2 separate regions of the Homo sapiens genome follow, and region 1 is linked to region 2. Evidence: read pairs that join two places in POLR2A ChIA-PET (ENCODE). Cell type or tissue: B cell. All regions are shown on one strand. Each heading gives the region's core, and the rest is flanking DNA. Links, peaks and the distances in the headings are about the cores only.

What was found. Peaks named below come from ENCODE experiments on the same cell type or tissue, not always from the same donor. Only the 100,000 strongest peaks of a DNase experiment are listed, where the experiment ranks them.
Region 1: POLR2A ChIA-PET joins it to region 2 with 10 read pairs; 2 of 35 experiments call an interaction of 5 or more read pairs at or near these places.

The regions. Positions count from the first base shown.
Region 1 is chr19:12,030,947-12,039,664 of GRCh38, reverse strand. ZNF433 (zinc finger protein 433) reads left to right here and starts at 3,986. Exons shown (of 4, transcript NM_001308348.2): 1 at 3,986-4,128. The coding sequence starts at 4,126. ZNF433-AS1 (ZNF433 and ZNF878 antisense RNA 1) reads right to left here. Exons shown (of 3, transcript NR_134929.1): 2 at 3,893-4,111. RefSeq lists silencers at 3,872-4,031, 4,272-4,321, 4,332-4,451. In B cell, for the core only: no CTCF peak of the experiment used is centred there; a DNase peak (open chromatin) is centred at 3,904; H3K4me3 peaks cover 1,884 bases; H3K27ac peaks cover 932 bases.
Region 2 is chr19:12,535,304-12,544,021 of GRCh38, reverse strand. The region is part of intron 1 of ZNF564 (zinc finger protein 564); the gene reads left to right. Among named protein-coding and RNA genes, the nearest start is that of ZNF564, 12 kb to the left of the region's middle. In B cell, for the core only: no CTCF peak of the experiment used is centred there; no DNase peak of the experiment used is centred there.

The DNA.
Region 1 (8,718 bases), core at 1,401-6,400, 500 kb after region 2:
TCCAGGTTGGTCTCGAACTCCTGACCTCAGGTGATCCACCTGCCTCGGCCTCCCAAAGTGCTGGGATTACAGGAGTGAGCCACCCTGCCCGGCCATATTTAGGTACTGTTAATTTTGTAAAATATCCAGGTGTGGTGGCATGTGTCTATGGTCACTGCTTGTCAGGAAGCTGAGTCAGGAGGATTAGTTTAATGCTGCACTGTTCCCCAGTCTGGACTAGGTAGGAAGATCTTGTCTCTAAAAATAAAGAAAAATAAATAAATTTTAAAATAATCAAAAAGTAGAAATGAAGGCCGGGCATGGTTGCTCAGGCCTGTAATCAATCCCAGCACTGTGTGAGAGGTCAAAGTGGGCAGATTGCTGGAGCCCAGGAGTTTAAGACCAGCCTGGGCAACATAGTGAGAATTTGTGTCTACAAACTAACACTAAAATTAGCCAGGCATGGTGGCACGGGCCTGTGGTCCCGGCTACTCAGGAGGCTGAGGTAAGAGGATTGCTTTAACCCGGGAGGTAGAGGTTGCAGTGAGCTGAGATCACGCTAGTACATTCCAGCCTGGATGACAGAGTGAGGCTCTGTCTCCAAAAAAATAAAAAATTAAACAAATAGAAGTGAAAATTAAGGTACTGAAAAGAAAACTTGATAAACAACATAAGTCTCCTTTGCCTCTGCATGACCTCATTGGTCTAGCTATATTCCCATTTATACTTAGTTTTCCATGAGGGAAATAACAATTGCTTAGCTACCTTTGGAGGAGGAAAAAGTGTCTGGAAGTACTAATGTACCTGGCAGAACATTACCAGAGGGAAGAAGCAGAGTAGAAAGTTTTTTTTTTTTGTTTTGTTTTTGAGACGAAGTCTCGCTCTTGTCCCCCAGATTGGAGTGCAGTGGTGCGATCTCGGCTCACTGCAACCTCTGCCTCCCAGGTTCAAGCAATTCTCCTGCCTCAGCCTCCCGAGTAGCAGGGATTGCAGGTACATACCACCACGCCCGGCTAATTTTTTGTATTTTAAGTAGAGACGGGGTTTCACCATGTTGGCCAGGCTGGTCTTGAACTCCTGACCTCAGGTAATCCACCCGCCTCGGCCTCTCAAAGTGTGGGGATTACAGGCATGAGCCACCGCGCCCAGCCTTTTTTTTTTGAAGATAGAGTCTCACGCTGTCACCCAGGCTGGAGTGCAGTGGCGCGATCTCAGCTCACTGCAGCCTCCACCTCCCAGGTTCAAGCAATTCTCATGCCTCAGCCTCCCGAGTACCTGGGATTACAGGCATGTGCCAGCATGCCCAGCTAATTTTGTATTTTTAATAGAGATGGAGTTTCTCCATGTTGGTCAGGCTGGTCTTGATTTCCTGACCTCAGATGATCTGCCCACCTCGACCTCCCAAAGTGCTGGGATTACAGGTGTGAGCCACCAAACCCAGCCCACACCCAGCTAATTTGTGTGATTTTAGTAGAGATGGGGTTTCACTGTGTTGGCAAGGCTGGTCTTTAACTCCTGACCTCACGTGATCTGCCTGCCTTGGCCTCCTAAAATGTTGGGATTATAGGCATGAGCCACTGCATCTGGCCCTCAGAGTGGAATGTTCTTTAGATCACATATTATTGCTGTACTCAGTTTCCATGGCTGAGGAAATAGTGCTGTCAATTAAATCAATAGGGAATGGCACTTCCTCTTGAGGGAACAATTAGTAAACCTTCAACCAATTGTCCTTTTCCAGTCATTTAGTGTCTGTATATGAATTCCAACATCATTGCTGCCAGCAGCTAAAATTATGATTCCATATCTGAAGTCACCTTTGCAAAAAGTATAACATAAGTCTACCTTGTCTCAGAGTGACCCCATCAACCTAGCCATGTTTTCATCTTTGTACAGTCTTCCATAAGGGAAGTAATTGCTTAGCCACATTTGGAGGAGGAAAAAGTGGCAGTGGAAGTAGTAACGTGCCTGGCAGGACTTCACTGCAGAGAAGAAGCAGAGTGGGAACTTCTTTAGATCACATATCATTGCTATACTCAGTCTCCATGGCTCAGGAAATAGTGCTTTCAGGTAAATTAGTAAGGAGTGCCACTTCCACCTGATGGAGCAGTTAGTAAATCCTCAACCAATTATCCTGTTCCAGTGATTTAGTTGCTGTATAAGAGTTCCAACATAAATGTTGCCAGGAGCTAAAAGTATGACTCTACATCTGAAAACCCTTTTGCAAGAATTATAACAGTGAGAAAATTATGACAGTGAAAGAGATCAGATCTAAGCGAACTCCATCTTTTCTTTAGCCTCCAAGCTACCCTTGTTCATTCCCGGGTATAGGTCTTACTAATATTGGAAGGAGTTTAGTTTAGCTTTAAAGCAAAAGTCATAACTGCCGCTTCCGTAAAGAAATTGTCTCCTTGCTTGGGAACCAGATTGCCTTTGTAAAACTAAGAAATTAGCCACAAGATTAGAAATTATGGTTCAGGAAATATGCGGCCAGAGTACACAAGATTCCCAACCTTCTCACTTGCTCCTGTGGATAATATTATTGTTGTAAGACCTAAGATTGGTGTTTGAGGTATTTTTGAGACCCTTCATTCTGATAAATTTGCTGGCATCACACAGACCAATAAACTGGCTCACCTGCTCCAGTGGCCCCTAGCCAAGAACTGACTCAGTGCAAGAAGACAGCTGAGACTTCCTGTGATATCCTTTTCGCGACCAATCAGCATTCCCCATTTTCCAGCCTTCTGCTCACCAAATTATCTTTAAAACCCTAGCCTCGGCCGGGTGCGGGGGCTCAGGCCTGTAATCCCAGCACTTTGGGAGGCCGAGGCGGGTGGATCATGAGGTCAGGAGTTTGAGACCAGCCTGACCAACATGGTAAACCCCGTCTCTACTAAAAATACAAAAATTAGCCGGGCATGGTGGCGCATGCCTGTAATCCCAGCTACTCAGGAGGTTGAGGCAGGAGAATCGCTTGAACCCGGGAGGCGGAGGTTGCACTGAGCCGAGATTGCGCCACTGCACTCCAGCATGGGCGACAGAGAGATTCCGTCTCAAAAAAAAACCAAAAAAACAAAACCTAGCCTCCCATTTTTTAGGGAGACAGAATTGAATAAAAATAAAACTCTTCTCTTTCATTTAGCCGGCTCTATGTATATTAAACTCCACTGCAATTCCCTGTCTTTTTTTTTTTTTTTTTTTTCGGAGACAGGGTCTCACTCTGACATCCAGGCTGGTAAAATCACAGCTCACTGTGGCCTCGACCTCTCTGGGCTCAGGCGATCCTCTCATTTCAGCCTTCCGAGTAGCTGGGACTGCAAACATGTACCACCACGCCCGACTAATTTTTGTATTTTTTGTAGAGGCGGGGTTTTGCTATGTTACCCAGGCTGGGCTTAAGTTCCTAGGCTCAAGCAATCTGCCTGCCTTGGCTTCCCAAAGTGGTGGGGTTACAGGCATGAGCTACCCCCACCCCCCCAGCCCACCGCCGGACGAGCTAAAGTTTCTATTCAACAGTACTCTATGGCAGGGGTCCCCAACCCCCGGTCCATGGCCTGTAAGGAACCAGTCCGCACAGCAGGAGGTGAGCGGCTGGCGGGCGAGCCAGCGGGCATTATCGCCAGAGATATGCTTCCTGTCAGATCAGCAGAGGCATTAGTCTGTCATAGGAGCCCGAACCCTATTGTGAGCTGCACATGCGAGGGATCTAGGTTGGGTTCGCCTTATGAGGATAAAATGCCTGATCTGAGGTGGAAGTTTCATTCCGAAACTATCTGCCCCCGTAGGAGAACTGTCTTCCACGAAACCGGTTCTGGTGCTAAAAAGGTTACAGACCTCTGGCTTAAAGAATCTATCGCTGGATCCGGTCAAACCCGTTTTCAGAGCCCCGTTACCAAGGGCTTCTATTGTCACTCACGGCTGAGGGGGCGGGGCCCGGCGCTTCGTCCAATCAGGGGCGCTGGGCGGGGCCTGCCGAGTGTCCATCGGGGAGGGCGAAGGCCCTGCTCTCCTCGGTTCCCGGCTCCAGGCGGCGAGCTGAGGTTGGGAGCCTGGCTTTCCCCTCCGAGAGGGTTCAGGTGCCTCTGCCATAGCTTCTGTCGCCTGTGCTGTGACCCGCACTGGTCGTGGGAGTCACCTGAAAGGCAAGAAATGGTGAGCGTGCGGGCCAGGGGTCCCGAGGCGGGGGAGGAGCTGGTTGGAACCGGCCGGAACCGGCTGTGGTGGGACCCGGGCCTCCCCGCGGCGACTCCGGGGTCTGGGACCCGATTTCCCGTGGGACAGCTCGGCCCTTGGTCCCCTTGGCCCCACAGTGGGGCTGGGCCGGCCGCCGGGACCCGGGCGTCTCGTCCTGTCCCTGCGCGGTGACTGTCACCCAGTTCCCAGAGCCCTCTCTGGGCAGCTCCGCGCCCGCTGCCCCGCGTCTCCCCACATTGTGCGGGGACTACGCGAGGGTCATGGGGGGATCCCGCCTCGGGTGTGGGGGTTTGTGTAGGAGGAGGGTGGGCTGTGGGGTCCCCAGTAGCGCCTTTCTCCTCTTAAAAATTAAACTGAGACACGTTAACAATTATAGTTTTGCTTCTCAGAATAGGTTTTAAAAAATATATTAATAATTAGAGTTCCTTTGAGATTCCTGAATGATAAACACCCAGTCCTGGCTTGTAATTTGTTAACGGAAAATGCCAAGCTGTGTAAAATAACTTAAAGAAGTTTATTCAGAGCCGAATAGGAGAGGCCTCAGCTGAGGAAAACACAACCCCAGGAGGCCTGAAGTAAGTGGTCCCGAGGCGGCTCAAGACTGTTTTTATTCATTTCAGGGAGACAGGAATTGCAGGGAGAATCATGCATCAATGCCTGGAAAGGTGTAAGTTCCTTTGGCAGAAAGGGCGGGACCTGTGGAAGGGGGGTTAGAAGGTGCAGGTGGTTGAGGGATTCTGAAGGTGGCCGTTGGTGGAGAGTGTGAAGCTTTGTCTAAAACTTCGAGGCGGTAGGAAGGATTGCTTAAGTGAAGAGGGTCTGGTATCTGTCATATGATTTCATCCCACCCAAAACAAAAGACCTGTTTCTTTAGATTTTGTGAATTCTAAGATTTGACTTACCTCTTGCCTTGCATGGCCTTAGGTCTTGTTTGTAATTTGGTTTCTTATTGTCACAGAGAGTCTGTGTTTCCAGTTGGCTGATGTCTGTTTTAACATGAAGGTGGGTCAGTGGCTATGTGGAAACTCCTAAAGGAAGCGGGTATAATGAGGCCTGTCCAGGTATAGTGAAGCCTGTCTGATGGTTAATCTGTAGTCAAGTGTGGGAGGGTTCCAGCTGGCTCTTTCCAGTGTCAGGTGACTCAATTCCAGAGTCACATTACTTTAAACTTCAAGATAATTTAGAGTTCCAACAGCTTCAATTTTTGAATTACTTATTTTCACAGACCATACAGTGGAAAATTTTTGGTTGTATAATCAGAGGTTACTCGACCAATTGTACCTGGTTAAGCCCATATTTCATTTCCCAATAAATTAGTAACTTGTTATTGTTTTCTCAGGCCACATACCGTCACATAAGTTAGTACTTTATATGAATAGCATTTGAATTTGATTTCCATGTTCTTGGCCAAGATCTTAGAGTACTATAGGCATTAAGTTTAATTACTTCTTATTCAAAATTTTCAACACTCCCCAGTTAACTGGTACTTCTCTGCATTTTCCAAATATATGGGAAGTGAGATCTCAAACCCTCCACCCTGTGACCCTGGCCTACCTCTGGAGAGCTTGCAGTACAATACTAAAATTTCAGTTCCTTTCTAAAATTTGCAGACACCAACTCTCCTTCTTCAATTTGTAGTATCAACTATTTGTTTTTGTTTTTGTTTTTTTTTGGAGACAGAGTCTTGTTCTGTCACCCAGGCTGGAGTGCAGTGGCGCGATCTCTACTCACTGCAAGCTCCGCCTCCCGGGTTCACGCCATTCTCCTGACTCAGCCTCCCAAGTAGCTGGGACTACAGGAGCCCGTCACCACGCCTGGCTAATTTTTTGTATTTTTAGTAGAGACGGGGTTTCACTGTGTTAGCCAGGATGGTCTTGATCTCCTGACCTTGTGATCCACCCGCCTTGGCCTCCCAAAGTGCTGGGATTACAGGTGTGAGTCACTGCGCCTGGCCCGTTTTTTGTTTTTGTTTTTTTGAGACGGAGTCTCGCTCTGTCGCCCAGGCTGGAGTGTAGTGGCACAATCTCTGCTCACTGCAAGCTCCACCTCCCGGGTTCATGCCATTCTCCTGCCTCAGCCTCGTAAATGAAAATGCACTGGCCAGGTGCAGTGGCTCATGCCTATAATCCCAACACTTTGGGAGGTTGAGGTGGGTAGATCACTTGAGGCCAGGAGTTTGAGACCAGCCTGGCCAATATGGTGAAACCTTGGCTCTACTAGAAATACAAAAGAAATCAGCCAGGTGTGATGGCACACACCTGTAGTCCCAGCTACTCCAGAGGCTGAGGCCTGAGAATTGCTTGGACCTGGGAGGTGGATTCTGCAATGAGCGGACATCGCACCACTGCACTCCAGCCTGGGCAAGTGAGTGAGACTCTGTCTCAAGAGAGGGGAAAAAAAAAAAAGGAAATGCACTTGGGGCACACAGGGGCACAGTGCAGTGTTGTTGGAAAATAGTCACTCAGCACTTCAGTGAGCAGGATGGGCACAGAGAAATGTCCCATGTGATAGGATGGCCTGACACTTGAGTCAAACATCACTGTGTTCTTTCTAGTCAGCATTGCCCCTCTGTGGGTTTGTCTTTTTGTAAATAATTGTTCACTTATTGCAGCTTCAGGTTTTTTATTAATTGTAATTTGCATTTTTCACTAGACCTTGCAAAATAAGAAAATTTTACACACAGGCCAGAAAGAGGTAGATTTCAGAAAAATGGCTGGATGCAGTGGCTCACACCTGTAATCCCAGCACTTTGAGAGGCCAAGGCAGGTGGATCACCTGAGGTCAGGAGTTCAAGACCAACCTGGCCAACATGATGAAACCCTGTTTCAACTAAGAATACAAAAGTTAGCTGAGTATAGTGGTGCATGCCTATAATCCCAACTACTAGGGAGACTGAGGCACGAGAATCCCTTGAACCTGGGAGGTGGAGGCTGCAGTGAGCTGACATTGCACCACTGTATTCCAGCCTGCACTACAGGGCGAGTCTCCATCTCAAAAAAAAAAAAAAAATCGCTATTTAGTCTTATATTCCATTTCTTAATATGTTTTTTTCTTCTCTGCGGGCAGTGTAGTACATTTCTCAGGTGTATCCTTTTGTTGTGGGTGATTTCCAATGATGTTATAGGGACTAGTTTTAGGAATGCTACTGGAGAAAAATAGGGAAAGTTTACTATTTTAACTGGAGAAAAATGAAATAATTTCCACAAGAAAGTATGGTAGATTGGTGAATTACAAAGAGTACCCAAAATATCAGTTCTGGCCAGGCGTGGTGGCTCACGCCTGTAATCCCAACACTTTGGGAGGTCGAGGCGCACAGATCACCAAGTCAGGAGATCGAGACCATCCTGGCCAACATGGTGAAACCCTGTCTCTACTAAAAATACAAAAAAAAAGCCGGGCATGGTGGCACAAGCCTGTAGTCCCAGCTACTCGGGAGGCTGAGGCAGGAGAACTGGTTGAACCTGGGAGGCAGAGGTTGCGGTGAGCCGAGATTGCGCCACTGCACTCCAGACTGGGCAACGGTGAAACTCCATCTCAAAAAAAAAAAAAGAAAAAGAGAAAGAAAAAAAAAAAACAGTTCTTTGCAGGATGGAGGACTTTTTTTTTTTTTTTTTAAAGGGTCTTGCTGTCACCCAGGCTGGAGTGTACTGGTGTGATCACAGCTCACTACAGCCTTGACCTCCTGGGCTCAAGCAATCATCGTGAGCCTCCCGAGTAGCTGGGCTCACAGGTGCATGCCACTCTGCCCAGCTAGTTATTTTTTGTAGGGATGAGGTCTTCCTGTATTGCCAAGATTTCGTGTCTTATTTCCACAAAGAGTCTGTTTTGTCTTTTGATATTACTTTATTTTTTAGACAGAGTCTCACTGTGTTGCCTAGGCTGGAGTGCAGTGGCACGATCTTGGCTCACTGCAACCTCCACCTCCTGGGTCCAAGCGATTCTTGTGCCTTAGCCTCCTGAGTAGCTGGTGACTGCCACCACGCCCAGCTAATTTTTGTATTTTTTTTAGTTGAGAAGGGGTTTCGCCATGCTGGCTAGGCTGATCTTGAATTCCTGACATCAAGTGATCCGCCCCTTCTTGGCATCCCAAAGTGCTGGGATTACAGGTGTGAGCCACTGTGCCTGGCTTGATATCTATTTTAACATGAATGTTGGTCAGCTGCTTTGTTTTTTTTTTTGTTTTGTTTTTTTTTTTTTTTTGAGATGGAGTCTCACTCTATCAACAAGCTGGAGTGCAGTGGCGCAATCTCTGCTCACTGCAACCTCCGCCTCCTGGGTTCAAGCAAATCTCCTGCCTCAGCCTCCCAAGTAGCTGGGACTACAGGCACGCACTACCACATCCAGCTAATTTTTGTATTTTTAGTAGAGACGGGGTTTCACCGTGTTGGCCAGAATGGTCTCAATCTCTTGACCTCGTGATCTGCCCACCTCAGCCTCCCAAAGTGCTGGGAGTACAGGCGTGAGCCAGCCACACCACTGCAACCCCCACCTCCCAGGTTCAAGTGATCTTCCTGCTTCAGCTTCCCAAATAGCTAGAACTACAGGTGT
Region 2 (8,718 bases), core at 2,344-7,343:
GATGTAGTGTCTGGTAAGGGCCTGCTTTGTGGTTTTCAGATCATCATCTCTCATTATATCCTCACAAGGCAGAGGAGAGAGGAAGCAAGCTGTCTCCTGTCATTTCTTCTAAAGGTGCTAATCCCATTTATGAGGGCACCACCCTCATGGTCTCTAACCCCGATTACCTCCCAAAGATGCCACCTCCTAATGCAACGACATTAGGAGTTAGAATTTCAGTATATGAATTTTGGGAGGGACACACAGATTCAGGCTGTAACATTTTCTAACAGTGTACTGTACGAAGTCTTTGCTGTTTTTAGATATTTGAGTCCTATTTCAGTTGTTTTTTTTTTTTTTTTTTTTTTTGAGACGAAGTCTCGCTTTGTTGCCCCGTCTGGAGTGCAGTGACGTGATCTTGGCTCACCACAACCTCCACCTCCCGGGTTCAAGTGATTCTCCTGCCTCAGCCTCCCGAGTAGCTGGGACTACAGGTGTGCCACCATGCCTGGCTAATTTTTTGTATTTTTAGTAGAGACAGGGTTTCACTATGTTGACCAGGCTGGTCTCGAGCTCCTGACCTCAGGATCCACCCACCTTGGCCTCCCAAAGTGCTGGGATTACAGGCATGAGCCACTGCACCCGGCTATTTCAGTTTTTAGAAGTGGTCCCTTCCCTTTCCCCTTCCCCTTCCCCTTCCCCTTCCCCTCCCCTCCCCTTCTCTCTTTTTTTTTTTTTTCTGAGACGAAGTTTCACTCAGTCACCTAGGCTGGAGTGCAGTGGTGTGATATCAGCTCACTGCAACCTCCACCTCCTGGGTTCAAGCCATTCTCCTGCCTCAGCCTCCTGAGTAGCTGGGATTACAGGTGCACCCCACCACGCCTGACTAATTTTTTTGTATTTTTACAAAGACAAGGTTTCACTGTTTTGGCCAGGCTGGTCTTGAACTCCTGACCTTGGGTGATCTGCCCGCCTTGGCCTCCCAAAATGCTGGGATTACAGGCGTGAGCCACCGCGCCCGGCCCCTTCTTTTCTTTTTTGTGGTGGAGTTTCTCTCTTATTGCCCAGGCCAGAGTGCAACGGCATGATCTTGGCTCACTGCAAACTCTGCCTCCGGGATTCAATTGATTCTCCTGCCTCAGCCTCCCAAGTAGCTGGGACTACAGGATGTGCCACCATGCCCTGCTAATTTTGTATTTTTAGTAGTGACAGAGTTTCACTATGTTGGTCAGGCTGGTGTAGAACTCCTGACCTCAGGTGATCCACCCACCTCGGCCTCCCAAAGTGCTGGGATTACAGGCATGAGCTATGGTGCCCGGCCCTTTTTTCTTTTCCTTCCTTTCTTTCCTTTTTTTCCTTTCCTTCCTTCCTTTCCTTTTTTCTTTTCTTTCTTCCTTTCCCTTTCTTTCCTTCCTTTCTTCCTTGAGATGGTCCCCCTATGTCACCAGGCATGATCTGCACTGGCGTGATCATAGCTCACTGCAGCCTACAACTCTTGGGTTCAAGCGATCCTCCTGCCTCAACCTCCTGAGTAGCTGGGACTACAGACACGTGCTATCATGCCCAGCTAATTTTTAATTTTGGTTGAGGTTTCATTATGTTGCCTAGGCTGATCTTGAACTCCTGGCTTCAAGTGATCCTCCTACCTTGGCCTCCCAGAATGCTGGGATTCCATGTGTGTGCCTGGCCTAGAAGTAGTGTTTCTTAAACCTTTTTTTTTTTTTTTTTTTTTTTGAGACAGAGTCTCACTCTGTTACCCAGGCTGGAGTGTAGTGCCGTGATCTTTACTCACTGCAACCTCTGCCTACCCGGTTCAAGCAATTCTTGTGCCTCAGCCTCCCGAGTAGCTGGGACTACAGGCGCCCACCACCATACCCGGCTAATTTTTGTATTTTTAGTAGAGTCGGGGTTTCACTGTGTTGGCCAGGCTGGTCTTGAACACCTTAGCCTCCCAAAGTGCTGGGATTACAGGCGTGAGCCACCATGCCCTGCCAAGAAATAGCATTTCTTTTTTTTTTTTTTTTTTTTGGACAGAGTCTCGCTCTGTCACCCAGGCTGGAGTGCAGTGGCACAATCTTGGCTCACTGCAACCTCTTCTCTCCCGGGTTCAAGCGATTCCTCGGCCTCAGCCTCCTGAGTATCTGGGATTACAGGTGCCTGCCACTACGCCCAGCTAATTTTTTGTATTTTTAGTAGAGACGGGGTTTCACCGTATTAGCCAGGACGGTCTTGATCTCCTGACCATGTGATCCGCCTGCCTCGGCCTCCCAAAGTGCTGGGATTACAGGCGTGAGCCACCATGCCTGGCAGAAATAGCATTTCTTAAGTTTAATAACATACCAAGCAAATCTGGTTGTGAATTTTATGGAATTAAATAAAGCACTGTATTTGGGACAGCTTAAGCATATATCATGGTAATATTCAGCCTCTTTTCTAAGGATCTATGCCATTTCTCCATGTAGTGCTTCCTAATTTGATTTTTTTTTTCTTTTTTTTTTGAGACAGAGTCTCCATCCCCAGGCTGGAGTCTAGTGGCGCGATTTTGGCTCACTGTAACTTCCGCCTCTTGGGTTCAAGCAATTCTCCTGCCTCAGCCTCCCAAGTAGTTGGGATTACAGGTGCGTTCTACCACGCCGAGCTAATTTTTTTGTATTTTTAGTGGAGATGGGCATTTGCCTTGTTGGCCAGGCTGGTCTCGAACTCCTGACCTCAGGTGATCCGCCCATCTCAGCCTCCCAAAGTGATGGGATTACAGGCGTGAGCCACCCTGCCTAGCTATTTTTGTTTTTTGAGGCAGGGTCTTAACCCCATCACCCAGGGTGGAGTGCAGTAGTGCAGTCAATGGCTCACTGCAGCCTAGACTTCCTGGGCTCAGGTGATCCTCCTCCCTCGAGCCTCTTGAGTAGCTGGAACTGCAGGTGCGTGCCACCACACCCAGCTAATTTTTGTGTTTCTTTTTTTTTTTTTTTTTTTTTTGTAGAGACAGGGTTTTGCCACATTCCTGAGGCTGGGGCTATGCTGTCTTTTTTTTTTTTTGAGACAGAGTCTCTGTTGCCCAGGCTGGAGTGCAGTGGTATGATCTCAGCTCACCGCAACCTCCACTCTTGGGTTCAAGCAATTCTCCTACCTCAGCCTCTCGAGTAGCTGGGACTACAGGTGCCTGCCACCAGACCTGGCTGATTTTTTTTTGAGACGGAGTCTTGCTGTGTCACCCAGGCTGGAGTGCAGTGGTGCCATCTCGGCTCACTGCAAGCTCTGCCTCCCGAGTTCACACCATTCTTCTGCCTCAGCCTCCCGAGTAGCTGGGACTACAGGCGCCCGCCACCACGCCCGGCTAATTTTTTGTGTTTTTAGTAGAGACGGGGTTTCATCATGTTAGCCAGGATGGTGGCGATCTCCTGACTTTGTGATCTGCCCGCCTTGGCCTCCCAAAGTGCTGGGATTACAGGCATGAGCTACCACACCCAGCCGGTTTTTGTATTTTTAATAGAGATGGAGTTTCACCATGTTGGCCAGACTGGTCTCGAACTCCTGACCTCAACTGATCTGTCCGCCTCAGCCTCCCAAAGTGTTGGGATCACAGATGTGAGCCACCACACTGGCCCTATGCTCTCTTTTAAATGTTGACTTCAATGGCTTGATGCTCAAAATTCGGAGTACACTGAGACTTATTTGTGTATTGAGTTTTCATTGTGGAAACTTACTAAACATATTGCATATGAGGAAACTACATAAAACAGTTGCACAGTCAACTGAAACATTGTAAAGGGAATGTCAGTCTCATGACAGCCAGGCCACGACTTTGAAGACTTCTCACCACATGCCCCACTTGAAATGATTCCTAGAAGCCAAATCATCCATTCTCTTTCCAGATGGGGCCAGTGTTATAGATTATAAGATAATTTCCTTGCTTTTCTTAACCTGTGTACTCAACCCTATGTCAATATATTTTATTTTAAGCCAGTCAGTTACATATTTCATTTTTGAATGAATCTTACGCAAGTGGCATTATACTGTGTGTACTATGGAATGTCAGGTTTCTTTTTTCTTTTTTTTTTTTTTGAGACGGAGTCTCGTTCTGTTACCCAGGCTGGAGTGCAGTGGCGCGATCTCGGCTCACTGCAAGCTCCGCCTCCCAGATTCACGCCAATCTCCTGCCTCAGCCTCCCGAGTAGCTGGGACTACAGGCGCCCACCACCACACCTGGCTAATTTTTCTTTTTTGTAGTTTTAGTAGAGATGGGGTTTCACCGAGTTAGCCAGGATGGTCTTTATCTCCTGACCTTGTGATCCGCCCACCTCAGCCTCCCAAAGTGCTTGGATTACAGGCGTGAGCCACTGCGCCTGGCCTTTTTCTTTTTCTTTTTTGTCTTTTTGAGAGGAATTGTCGCTCTGTCGCCCAGGCTGGAGTGCAGTGGCACGATCTCGGCTCACTGCTACCTCTGCCTCCTGGGTTCAAGCGATTCTCCTGCCTCAGCCTCCCAAGTAACTGGGACTACAGGTACGTGCCACCTTGCCCTACTCTTTTTTTTTTTTTTTTGTATTTTTATTAGAGATGGGGTTTCACCATGTTAGCCAGGATGGTCTCGAACTCCTGACCTTGTGATCCACCCGCCTCGGCCTCCCAAAGTGCTGGAATTACAGGCGTGAGCCACTGTGCCCAGCCAGCTTTCTTTTTTTACACTAGAATTTTCCATGAAAGGTTAGTTTATTTGCTTTTTTAATTCATAGTTTACAGAAAAATTTGGGAGCTATTACAGAGCCCCTTTTCCCTACCTCCCCTATTTTTTTTTTTTTTTTTTTGAGATGGAGTCTCGTTCTGTCACCGAGGCTGGAGTGTGGTGACAGGAGGCACGATCTCAGCTTACTGCAATGTCTGCCTCCTAGATTCAAGCGATTCTTCTGCCTCAGCCTCCGGAGTAGCTGGGATTACAGGCGCCCACCACCATGTCCAGCTAATTTTTTTTTGAATTTTTTTAGTAGAGACTGGATTGCGCCACATTAGCCAGGCTGGTCTTGAACTCCTGACCTCAGGTGATCCACCTGCCTCGACCTCCCAAAGTGCTAGGATTACAGACGTGAGCCACCACGCCTGGCCTACCTCCCCTATTTTTAACATACTGCGTTAGTGTAGTGTATTAGTTATGATTATAAACCAACATATTACATCTGATAATGATGAAAATTGGCAAACCAATAACATTATTATTAACTAAAGTTGATACTTTTTTTTTTGAGACAGGGTCTTGCTCTGTCGCCCAGACTGGAGTGTAGTGGCGCAATCATAGCTCACTGTAGCATTGACCTCTTGTACTCAAGTATCCTTCTGTGTCAGCCTCCCAAGTAGCTGGGATTACAGGCTTGTGCCACCACACTCGACTAGTTAAAATTTTTTTATTTTTTATTTATTTATTTTTTTTAGACAGAGTCTTGCTGTGTTGCCCAGGCTGGAATGCAATGGCGCAATCTTGGCTCACTGCAACCTCCGCCTCCTGGGTTCAAGCAATTCTCTGCCTCAGCCTCCCAAGTAGCTGGGATTACAGGTGCCCACCACCATGCCTGGCTAATTTTTTTGTATTTTTAGTAGAGATGGGGTTCCATCATCTTGTCCAGGCTAGTGTTTAACTCCTGACCTCGTGATCCACCCACCTTGGCCTCCCAAAGTGCTGGGATTACAGGCGTGAGCCACTGCGCCTGGCCAAATTTTTTTTTTTTTAATAGAGACAGGATTTCACTATGTTGTCCAGGCTGGTCTTAAACTCCTTGGCATTAAGCAGTCCTCCTGTCTTTGCCTCCTAAAGTGTTAGGATTACAGGTGTGAGCCACTGCACCGAGCTAATATTATTTTATATTTTACTTTATTTTGTATTTATATATTAACAGTGTAAATGTATATTCGTATGTTGAATGTGTGTTATACAATCATTTTATATTTTAACTTACTATTATTTTTTATTCTATTTAAAAAAATCTATTGAGACTTAGTTAACTTTTACCACTACTATTCGCCATAGTACCGGATGTTCTAGTCAGAGTAATTAGACAAGAAAAAGAAAAGATATCAGAATTGGACAGGAAGAAGGAAATTTTTTCCTGTTCACAAATTATGTGATTTTACATGTAGAACTTCCAAGAACTTCCCCCACCCCACACACGCACTTAGAAGTAATAAATGAATTAAGCAAATTGGTAGCATACAAATGGAACCTGCAAAAATCTGTTATTTTTATACATTGTCACTGAACAACCCAAAATGGAAATTAAGAAAACATTTTCTTTTCTTTTTTTTCTTTTTTTTTTTTTTTGAGACGGAGTTTCACTCTTGTTGCCCAGGCGGGAGTGCAATGGCGAAATCTCGGCTCACCGCAACCTCCGCCTCCCGGGTTCAAGTGATTCTCCTGCCTCAGCCTCCCCAGTAACTGGGATTACAGGCATGCGCCACCACACCTGGCTAATTTTGTATTTTTAGTAGAGACAGGGTTTCTCCTTTTTGGTCAGGCTGGTCTCGAACTCCCGACCTCAGGTGATCCGCCCCCCTCGACCTCCCAAAGTGCTGGAATTACAGGCGTGAGCCACCACGCCCGGCTTAGAAAACATTGTCTTCCATATACTTTAAATCATCTTTAGCTCACTTATAATACCTGATACAACATAAATTTTAGGTAAAATAGTTGTTATATTGTGTTGTTTAGGGAATAATAAAAAGAAGAAAAAGTCTGTACATGTTCAGTATATACCTAACCATCATAGACCTAATCACATAGTACATGATCAGAGGGTGGTCGAATCTGAGGATACAGAAACTCCAAGTATGGAGGGCTGACTGTAATACATCATTGGATGATAGATAAAGAAAATGTGTAATATCCATCCAGTGGAATATAATTCTACCATAAATACAAAGTGGGGATGCGTGCTACAACATGGATGTGACTTGAGAAACCTATAATGAAGCCAGTCACATACCACATGGCATGATTCTGATTATATGGAAGTCCATAATAGGAAAATCTATAGAGACCGAAAGATTGCTGCTTATCAAGGGCTGGGGACTGGCAGAAGAAGATGGGAGGATAGGAGATTGACAGGTAAAAAGTACATGGGCTTATTTTTGAGGTGATGAAAATTGTGATTATGATTGCACATATATACTAAAAACCATCTGTTAAAAGTATTAGGAGTTTTCAGGTTCATTCCAAATCTATATAATCTGTTACTGTTTTTCTTGTATTTACCAATGAGAATAAGACTTCAGGGCTGGATGTGATGGCTCACTCTATCGGCTTCCCAAAGTGTTGGGATTACAGATGTGAGCCACCTTGCCTGGCCAATACATATCTTATACGAAGTCCACAATACCATGGATACTCATCCATGTCCGAATTCTAGACAGTACTGATGGTAACCAAGGCCCTAATTTAACTTCTCAGAATATACAGTGCTGGGCTCCTAACTTCTCGGAATATACAGTGCAGGGCTCCTAAACAAGGCATTGGCTGAAGACCTCATTCATGACCATAATGGCTTACTAAAATAAGTTCAAATCAGTTGCATGAAATATGATATGGGCCAGGCGTGGTGGCTTACGCCTGCCATGTCAGCACTTTGGGAGGCCAAGGTAGGCAGATTGCTTGAGCCCAAGAGTTTGAGACCAGCCTGGGCAACATGACAAAACCCCGTCTCTACAAAAAATACAAAAATTTCCTGAGCATGGTGACATGTACCTGTAGTCCCAGATCCTTGGGAGGCTGAGGTGGAAGGATCACTTTAGCCTTGGAGGTTGAGGCTGCAGTGAGCTGTGATCATACCACTGCACTCCAATCTGGGTGACAAAATGAGACCCTGTCTCAAAAAAAGAAAAAACATGGTTCAGTGATTAGTTACTTTTCAGTCATGAGTCTCTTCATTTTAACTTTTTGTAACAGATTTTTTTCAGAACAGTTTTAAGTTTACAGAAAAATTGATCATTAAGTACAGAGTTATTTAATGATCACTCTTCTTTACGGTTTGCCCTATTTTTTTTTTTTTTTTTGAGACGGAGTCACGCTCTGTCGCCACTCTGGAATGCAGTCGCACAGTCTCAGCTCAGTGCAACCTGCACCTCCCGGGTTCAAGCAATTCTCCTGCCTCAGCCTCCCAAGTAGCTGGGACTACAGGCACGCACCACTCCGCCCAGCTAATTTTTGTATTTTTAGTAGAGATGGATTTCACCATGTTGGCCAGGATGGTCTCGATCTCTTGACCTCGTGATCTGCCTGTCTGAGCCTCCCAAAGTGCTGGGATTACAGGCGTGAGCCACCGCACCCGGCCAGTTTGCCCTATTTTTTATATATTGTATTACTGTGGTACATTTACTACAGTTGAACCAATATGGATGCATTAATGTTTACATTTTACATTAGAGTTGACTATTGTATATTCACTGGACTTTGACAATGTTTAATGACATGTGTTATTTCTGTTAGGGTAGTTTCACTGCCCTAAAAATCACCTATAGTTTACACATTCATTCATCTGCCCTTTGCATCCTGAAATCCCTTAAAACCAAAGACTTTTTCATGTCCCATAGTTTTGTCTTTTGCAGAATATCTTATAGTTGGTAATACATTGTATATGGCCTTTTTAGATTGGATTCTATCACTTAGTAACATACTTTTCTTTTTTTCTTTTTGAGACGGAGTCTCACTCTGTCACCCAGGCTGGAGTGCAGTGATGTGATCTTGGCTCACTGCAACCTCCG